2 separate regions of the Homo sapiens genome follow, and region 2 is linked to region 1. Evidence: read pairs that join two places in POLR2A ChIA-PET (ENCODE). Cell type or tissue: endothelial cell of umbilical vein. All regions are shown on one strand. Region 1 overlaps BASP1 (brain abundant membrane attached signal protein 1). Region 2 overlaps LINC02218 (long intergenic non-protein coding RNA 2218).

Region 1 (5,000 bases):
GTTCAGTATCTCGGTTGAGAGTTCCTTCCTTCCCCCATTTAATTAAATGCTGAAGTTTGTGTTTCAGAAAGCCCTGAGTTTGCGTGCCAGCTCCACGTACTTGTTTTGCAGCCTTGTCCTTAAATCCTGCAGCTCTTGGTTGGAGCTTCTGTTTTGTTCCTGTGAACTGTCCCCACAGGTCTGACTCCTGCAGAGCACAGTTGAAGGGACAGGAGAGAACATCGAGGGACACCCATGGTGGCACACACTGGCTCACTCCAGTTCCTGCACAGATCTACGAAAGCTTCAGGGCCTCGTTCACTCCCAGCAAATGCAGCAAATATACAGCACTTAAAGAAGTCACAGGAACATTACTCAAACTGGAAGCAAAACAATAATTTTCTTGTTGACTGATATGCTTCCAGCAAATGAGAGACATGCAACATGAACTAAGATGTTCTGGGTTACACTGGCTACGTAACCTATTATTAATTTCTCTGTGCCACAGTTTCTTCATTTGTACAATGGGATAATAATAGAATCCACCCCACCTAGCTGCTGTATTTTAAAATGTCAATCTTTGGGCCAGGCGCAGTGGTTCACTCCTGTAATCACAACACTTTGGGAAGCTGAGGCAGGCAGATCACTTGAGGCCTGGAGTTCAAGACCATCCTGGCCAACATGGCGAAACCCCATCTCTACTAAAAACACAAAAATTAGCCGGGACTGGTGGTACATGTCTATAATCCCAGCTACTCAGGAGGCTGAGGCACAAGAATCGCTTGAATCTGAGAGGTGGGAGTTGCAGTGAGGCGAGATCACATCACTGCACTCCAGCCTGGGCAACAGAGCAAAACTCGGCCTCAAGAAAAAAAAAAAAAAAAGGAAAATGTCAATCTGTGTAAAGCTTAGAATGTGGCCTGCCTGGCACATGCTAAGCACTAGGCAAGCCTGTGCTCACCAGACTACAAGGTGTTATTTTGTAATGTTATAATTAAAAGAAACTATTAAATATTTTTAAATGCCATTGCAAAAATAAATCTTTGCCTAGTTTTGCCTTCTCTGTAACGATGGTTTTATGTTTCCAACTTAAGATCAAAATCACAAGAGTTTTATCTTTTTGTTTAGTAGGTACCCTAACAAAATACCTTAGATTGGGTAATTTATAAAGAATCAATACTTACTTCTCACAGTTCTGTAGGTTGGGAAGTCCAAGATCAAAGACAAAAGGGGACTAGGGCACTCCCTTCAACTTTTTTATTTTCCAAAATATATGGAATGCTTCACAAATTTGCACTGTCATTCTTGCATAGCAGCCATGTTCATCTCTATATGGTTCCAATTTTAGTATATGTGCTGATGAAGTGGGCACATTATTTCTCTTTTTTTAAAGAGTCAGAACCTCACTCTGTTTTTTATTTTATTATTTTATTTTACTTTATTTTATTGAGAGGAGTCTCACTCTGTCACCCAGGCTGAAGTGCAATGGCGCAATCTCAGCTCACTTCAACCTCTGCCTCCCAGATTCAAGTGATTCTCCTGCCTCAGCCTCCTGAGGAGCTGCAATCACAGGTGCCCGCCACCACGCCCAGCTAATTTTTGTATTTTTCAGTAGAGACAGGATTTCACCATGTTGGCCAGGCTGGTTTCAAACTTCTGACCTCAGGTGATCTGCCTACATCGGCCTACCAAAGTGCTGGGATTACAGGCGTGAGCCACCATGCCCGGCCAGAGCCTCACTCTGTTGCCCAGGATGGAGTGCAGTGGCATGATCACGGCTCACCCCAGCTTCAAACTCCTGGGCTCCAACCTGTTATTTATTTATTTATTTATTTATTTATTTATTTATCTTTATTTTTATTTTTTTCCCAACATGTTCTATAAGAGCACTAATCCCATTAGTGAAGGTGGAATAATCATGACCTCGACATTTCCCAAAAGGCCCCAGCTCTTACTTAATACCATCACACTGGGCATTAGGTTCCAACGTAGGAATTTTGGTGGAACACATATATTCAAACCATAGCATAGGGTCACTTTAAAATTACATCTCTATAAACAGTTCTGACTACAAAACTAGACAAATGAAAAGAAGCAACACCTCCATGCTACCAGGATAAAATTTCCAAAGACCTCATTACAACGGTTACCAGCAAAGAGGATTTTGAATTAGTACAAATTCACAGATTTTGGGGGTAATCTGGACTAAAAGAGTTCTACTTCACTAATTTAAGCCTGTGTTTTCAAATGAAGGGCAGTATCACATGCAAATACAACACATATATCCAAATTCCTAACTGGGTCCTAACTAGGATCAGCTTTACTTTGCAAGGCTCTAGAACAAAGATAACCAAAGTTGTATTACAAGATTGACAGCCTAGGGTATTTAAACACATCCTGACATTGACACCAAGACCCCAGGGTGAGTGTGGGGTCAACGGTTATAACCAAAAATATGGCCTTCTGTTCCATGTACTAACACACTGATCTGTTTTATTTAGATACTGAGTTTAGTAACCTCAAGAATTATTTACCGTAGTGAATAGGGAGAATTTCCACATTTGCCAAGGCTTTCTTTACGAAAGAGCTGGGCCGGGTGCAGTGGCTCACACCTGTAATCCCCGCACTTTGGGAGGCTGAGGCGGGCGGATCACAAGGTCAGGAGATCGAGACCATCCTGGCTAACATGGTGAAACCCCGTCTCTACTGAAAATACAAAAAATTAGCCAGATATGGTGGCGGGCACCTGTAGTCCCAGCTACTCAGGAGGCTGAGGCAGGAGAATCACTTGAACCCGGGAGGCAGAGGTTGCAGTGAGCTGAGATCATGCCACTGCACTCCAGCCTGGGTGACAGAGCGAGACTCCATCTCAAAAAAGAAAAAAAAAACAGCTGAAGACAGGATGTAAGATTTAGTCAAGTGTTGATTGATATCAAGTAAGGAAGGGAATTGTGTGGTTTTATTCCCCAGCTATTGGATGAACTAAACTGAGCTGACTTCTTACAGGGCTAACATGAGCAAGCACTGAACCAACTGTCCTTTCCTACCCGTTGATCAGACAGCTGGGAAGTCCTCTTGAAGGGAAAGATATTAAAATTTACTGAAGATAACCAAAGTTGAACGGAAAACAGATGATTAATAACTGACACTCAAAAAGAACATTCCACACATTCTTTGAAAACGCATGGAGTCATATCAATATTTAAATACAGTTCACTATGAGTCATGTTTAAATAGTCATATAATTGATGCCATACATCAGATATTTATCAGAAAGCATGAACCATTCGTGGTGCTGGAAAAGAAGATGACAAACTAGGGAAGAGATGGCAGGAGATGAAGGGGAAAAGTAGGTCAGGTTCAGATTTGGAATGAATGCGGTGATGCCTCAGTACATTCAGATGAGACTATCTGGGGATCAGGCGAGCATTTTTATCCCAGCTTCCATGGTTTCCACAGAGCACTTGCATCAAATGCTAGACACACAATACTAAAGGTTTCTCCTCACTGTTCTGAAGCTTGACGTTAGTCTCCATTAACACTTAACTACAGGTTTCATCAAATAGACGTCAAATTATTTCCAAGATAAACATCAGTAGGTGTTAGTTGAAAGGGAGGGGAGGGAGACTCAGCTTCTTCTGTTTCTTTTAAGTTTTATTTTGGTTTCGATAAAAAAAAAACTCAGATAGCCAGCTACGTAGAATGAATTGACTGAACAGTGACCACTTTTCCTGCATAAGACAGCTGAGATGAGGAAGACAACCAAATGAATCTGGAAGATTTCAAAGAAAATGTCCAGTGCTGTACTGAAAAAAAGAGGGTAGTTTAAATAGAAAAAATATATTAATAGAAAGGCACCGAGACAAACAAGTCACAAACCAAATAAAGTGTCAATAGGAGTGCCAATCAAACTGTGTATATCCATCCAAAAGAGAGAAGGCCACTGAGAACAAGAATCCCCCAAATAAGCATTTATGTAATTAAACAGCCTCTTAACATACGTTGTGTTTCATACATGCTTGGCGAACACTGAGAACTACAGGTAATCTTACTTTAGAAAGCAATGTCAGGGGGCCGGACACAGTGGCTCATGCCTGTAATCCCAGCACTTTGGGAGGCCGACGTGGGTGGATCACTTGAGGTGAGGAATTCAAGACAAGCCTGGCCAACATGGTGAAACACTGTCTCTACTAAAAATTCAAAAATTAGCCAGGCATGGTGGTGCATGCCTGTAGTCCCAGCTACTCGGGAGGTGGAGGCAGGAGATTCACTTGAACCCAAGAGGTGGAGGTTACAGTGAGCCACTGCACTACAGCCTGAGTGGCAGAGCGAGACTCCATCACGGAAAAAAAAAAAAAAAAGCAATGTCAGGGGACACTCACCTAGCAAGAACCAGATTATAGAACCTGTTTAAGCATCTTATTTCCAGAGACCTGTAATGTGTGCAAGCTCAACTATAGATTTAGGCAATTTTCTTTCTTCAAAATGAGCCATACCGAAGTCACTAATGTTAAGAACAGGTTCTCAGTCTGTGCTTTAATCCAGAAAAGCATTCTGGGTGAGCTCAGTGAGAGTTCTTTGGGTCCTTCATTAGATAGCCTTATCACCTTTCTTTCTTTTTTTTGTTTTGTTTTGTTTTGAGACGGAGTCTCGCTGTGTCGCCCAGGCTGGAGTGCAGTGGTGCGATCTCGGCTCACTGCAAGCTCCGCCTCCCGGGTTCACGCCATTCTCCTGCCTCAGCCTCCCAAGTAGCTGGGACTACAGGCGCCCACCACCACGCCCAGCTAATTTTTTGTATTTTTAGTAGAGACAGGTTTTCACGTGTTAGCCAGGATGGTCTGGATCTCCTAACCTCGTGATCCGCCCACCTCGACCTCCCAAAGTGCTGCAATTACAGGCGTGAGCCACCATGCCCAGCCACCTTATCACCTTTCTTTACAATACCTCCATCAAGAATTCTTGGTTGTTTACTACCCGGTGGGCTGGTAGATTTCATTAGCTTTCAAAGTATACAGAAAAAT
Region 2 (5,000 bases), 230 kb before region 1:
AATTGTTTGAGCTCCTTGGGTATTCTAATTATTAATCCCTGGTCAGATGGATAGTTTGCAATTATTTTCTTCCATTCTGTGGGTTGTCTCTTAACTTTGTTGTTTGTTTCCTTTGCTTTGCAGAAGGTTTTTAACTTGATATGACCTCATTTGTCCATTTTCACTTTGGTTGCCTGTGCTTGTGGGGTATTACTCAAGAAATCTTTGCTCAGACCAATGTCCTGAAGAGTTTCCCCAATGTTTTATTTTAGTAGTTTCATAGTTTGAGGCCTTAGATTTAAGTCTTTAATACATTTTGATTTGATTTTTGTATATGGCGAGACATACGGGTCTAGTTTTGTTTTTCAGCATACAGATACCCAATTTTCCCAGCACCACTTATTGAAGAAACAAGTCCTTTCCCCAGTGTGTGTTCTTGCCACATGTGTCAAAAATGAGTTCACTACAGATGTATGGATTTGTTTCTGGGTTTTCTAGTCTTAAGCCACTGGATTTTATCATGGCTGAAAAACAGAAACAATGAGAGAAATAAGTAGTAGAGAAATACGTTCTAAAGAACTTGTAGAACACAAGAAGTGGATTCTAGGATAAATCTGAATAGAAATTTTTCTATATCATATCCAAATGAGGGCTTTTCACTGATCTTTAATTAGAAGGCAAATGAGTTTATTATCATATGCAATCATGTTTTAAGGTTTTATAGCAATTTAAGCTTCCATTAACTTCCTGGTAAAATGAATGTACTTTATATTACATGGTGTAATTCAGTCATACTTAATCAAACTTTTAGTCATCTCAAAATGCCATGGGGTTTTAAAAAAAATGTGTAATCACAGTTACAGAGAGCAATGTAGATCACTGTGTAAATTCTGTCATCAAAGTCTAGCATTCCACAATAAGCAACTCCAGAAAACAAGAGCCGTTTACAAAATGTTATCACAACCGAAAATGTATTTCTATCTTGGCACTGTATTTCACCAAGCACAGGCGAGGATAGAACGAAGAGTCAGACAAAGACCTTGCCTTAGAGAGCTTACACTCCAGGAACCAAAACCAAAATAGATATCCCTATATCTATATATCAACCTGTATTTATATCTATAAGAAAAGTGGTAAATTCCAACGGAGCCTGAAATTTAGAAGTTGGAATAATCTCAATACTTCTTGAAACTCTCAAAATTGTCAATTTTCTCATTCCAATCCAAGTACTGTTAGTTGCCTGCATCCTTTTGTCTGTTCATATAGTGATACATCTTCATGATGAGCCATCACCTGGCTCACCAGGGCCCAGTTACATTTTCAATAATCGAAATCCTTTTGCCTCTCATTCTCTCAGAGGAAATCACCATCTTACTAATAGCTAACACTGATTGAGCACTCTCCTAATTCCTGGCATGAATCATCTCATTTAGTACTTATAAAAATGCACAAGGGAAGTACTTTAATGTTTGCATTTTACTATTGAATAAACTGAGGTCCAGGGAATATAGGAAATTTGCCCAGCATCATGGGTAATAGGTGGAGGAGTGAGCATTAGGGACTGTGCACAGCTTGAACTCTTATTCTGTCTCTTGTACTGCCTCTGGATTAGGGAAAGCAGCTGCACTCCCAGTAGGTGAAATATTGTAACACATGTGCCAGAGTAAGAATTACAGCTTAGAACTGGGCCCCAAGTACAGTAAATTATCAGAGCTTTTATTCTGGATACAGCTTCTTTCAGTGCTTTCTTATCCTCTCTTTTATGTGTCTTATGTAATTCCTGTCTCATACAACCTGGCCTCAATATTTAGATTGCCCCTTCACTGTGTTGCAGGGGTTTTTTTGATAGAAAATTTGTTACTGATTATGCACTTTCCCAAGGTTTATTCAAAGCATTGACTGTCTCCCAATGAAAGAATTGCTTCAGCTCATATGCTGTATTTTCCCGGGAGTGGACTGGGGAAAAGAGTTCTATTCACACAATCCTGCACTTTCCTTATTCTTGGTAGAGTGCTTTGTTCTGACTACCTGCCTTTGAGGCTGCATCCCCTCCATTCCCCATGCCTCCCCCCTTCCAGGTGCTATAAACCACCATTCTAAAAGTTTGAACCCTTGAACTCCTGTGGCAGGTAATCAAGCGAGGAACTGCTCATTTAGTCCAAGCTGAAAACAAATTCCCCTATTCTGTAGAACATAAACAGGGTTACACCTATATCACACCCTTAAATACTTCTGATCTGAAGAATCCTGGAATTCATACTGTCTACTCATGTTCCTCCCAACATCACCTATGCTACCTTTATCACATATATGTGTTCTTCTTGTTAAAATGAAGGTATATAAAAATGCTGCTTAAGTATAATCAACACACACACACAAACACACACGCACACTAAAGATTCTTTCCAGAATGCATGTATTTATGCCAAGTAAGAGTAACAAAAAGAGAGTAAAATGTGTAGAATTCTGATATGTTGGAGAGCTTCTTCAAAGAATGGAATATGGCCTCAAATTCCACCTGTGAACTGGCAACCTTGATTTACAAACAAGAGAACAGGGTAATATACTCACATAATTAACACTACCCAAAGACTGTAAAAAGTAAAGTAATATGTAAAGTACCTAGTAAATCTATGAGTCAACAATCCTTTGTCTTTTCATTGCATTTATGTTCTTAACCATTGGTGTTTGGGGGCTTAACCATTGGAGCTTTGGGGCCTCAATATTTCAAATATTCTGTCTAGAAAATCTTTTACATAAAAATATACTGTCATTCAGCTTTTTCACATCTTTGATATTTTTTTCTTAATTTTTTTATTTTGACCTTCATTTTGGTTCATTCCTTTAAGTATTTCAAACTCATCTTACTGAAGATACCCTCTCCCCTGATTTCACATCTCAAAGCAAATGAATACAGACACACACACACACACACACACACACACACGCCAAGACGGCAAAGGATGGTTCCAAATTCACAAGAGCAATCAATAGCAAAACAGACACATTTAAGTACAAATATTTTTACATTCTAGTTCAGTCAATGTTATGCCCACTGAACCATGCTACTGCAGTAGGACATCTAGTACATTGTTACTGATCAGCAATTGCCAAATGTTTAACTACGAGTAAAAACAGCTTTGTGTTCAACCTATGAATGATACCCAGGTCAAAGCCAAACCGCCTCCAACCACTGCATTATTATCCCATCTATTGTTCCCAATTCAATGCTGCAGCCAGCCAACGCAAATCAGCCCTTCCTGGTGGGTTTATTACCTTTCTATCAGAGCCATACCTCCCCCAGCAAGAATAGGAACCCTGACTAAAGCAAATCACAATGTTACCATTCTGGAAAGAGGGGCTTGAATGCAGGCAGCCACCAATACCAGCATCTCCTGCCAGGTGGAAGCACAGCTCTGTGTCACAGGACTTCTCAACAAAGACACATTTGGTTACCTCCTGACACAGAGGGTCAGATGGGCTTCATCAGCTATTCATTAAATTTTACCACAGTTCTTCATTTTCTCTGCCTACATCAAGCTTCCCCTATCTGGAATTTTCTCAGATGAACTGAGCTTTTAGCAGCATCCACTCTACTTCCAAATCATCAGTTTATTACAGGATTTATTCACCGAAATAGGTGCAGTTAAAAACATATTCAAATAGTATACTTTTACTTTTGACTGTTCTACTGTCTTCAGAGAAAGAGTATTTCAAGGAGGAAATAATTTGATAATTACAAAACGTTGGAGCCAGAAGGGCCTCAATTCCAACTGCTGTCTTGGAACTGTCTCTATACCTCGGTATAGAGAAGGTATAGAGAAGTTGAGGCAGTTTCAGGTCACACTAGAAAACCAGGCTAATATCTCAAACCGAAACTGAGGCCCCCAGACTCTCTGTAGAAACTTTTCATCACCCACAATCACCCACATCACCTTACTGCACTATCAACGTGAAGCAGCCGCTATCAGCAACCGGTCATTAGGCATCGGCAAGTGACTCGCATGCTAGGCTGGCTTTTATTCTCATTATTAGCTATTTATTTTCTTCATATTAAGTAAAAAAGATAAAAAAGTAATACAATAGCTCTTGTAAATTTTATTTCCTATTCTTATTCACAAAACAAGTGAACAAGTATAAAGCTCTTATTACACGATAAATAGAAACACTCATTACATTCATAAGCATTATCACTCATATATAGATAACGGCAACCAGAATCCTTACCAATGGATTGGCTTTTTAAAAAAACTAATTTGAGATATTCAAAAAGTCTTACTTTCATTGTTAATCATGATATCAGAATAGTAACTATATAAAACATCTTTTTATTCTGTAATTATTTAGAAAGAAAAAAATTAAATTAGCATCAACAGACCTGGTTACAGGATTTAGTTGGTATCATGGGAACCACGGCATAGCACCATGGTTCTCAGTCTCAGCTGCACATTTGAAACATCTGAGGAACTTTTAAAATCTCAATAGCCAAATCATAGTTACAACTGGTTATTTTTTTTTAAAAGTCTGTAGAGTTGGTATCAAACCATCAGTAGTTTTAAAACTCCCCAAGAAATTTCAATCTGCAGCCAAGTCTGATAATCACTGGCATAATTACAAGCTTTATATAAAATATATACAACATTGGGGGCGGTGGCGGTGGCTCAAGCCTGTAATTCCAGCACTTTGGGAGGCTGAGGCGGGCAGATCGCGAGGTCAGGAGATCAAGACAATCCTGGCTAACACGGTGAAACCCCGTCTCTACTAAAAATACAAAAAATTAGCCAGGCGTGGTGGCGGGCACCTGTAATGCCAGCTACTCCGGAAGCTGAGGCAAGAGAATGGCGTGAACCCAGGAGGCGGAGCTTGCAGTGAGCGGAGATCGTGCCACTGCACTCCAGCTGGGCAACAGAGCAAGACTACGTCTCAAGGCCGGGCGCGGTGGCTCACGCTTGTAATCCCAGCACTTTGGGAGGCCGAGGCGGGTGTATCACGAGGTCAGGAGTTCGAGACCAGTGCGGCCA

The links. ChIA-PET counts read pairs that join two places held together with the same protein. Peaks named below come from ENCODE experiments on the same cell type or tissue, not always from the same donor. Only the 100,000 strongest peaks of a DNase experiment are listed, where the experiment ranks them.
Region 2: POLR2A ChIA-PET joins it to region 1 with 7 read pairs; 4 of 35 experiments call an interaction of 5 or more read pairs at or near these places.

The regions. Positions count from the first base shown.
Region 1 is chr5:17,236,962-17,241,961 of GRCh38, reverse strand. All of the region lies in intron 1 of BASP1 (brain abundant membrane attached signal protein 1), which reads right to left. It also overlaps the pseudogene RNU6-1003P. Among named protein-coding and RNA genes, the nearest start is that of BASP1, 22 kb to the right of the region's middle. In endothelial cell of umbilical vein, no CTCF peak of the experiment used is centred here; a DNase peak (open chromatin) is centred at 3,121; H3K27ac peaks cover 2,455 bases.
Region 2 is chr5:17,466,773-17,471,772 of GRCh38, reverse strand. All of the region lies in intron 1 of LINC02218 (long intergenic non-protein coding RNA 2218), which reads right to left. Among named protein-coding and RNA genes, the nearest start is that of H3Y2, 23 kb to the left of the region's middle. In endothelial cell of umbilical vein, no CTCF peak of the experiment used is centred here; no DNase peak of the experiment used is centred here.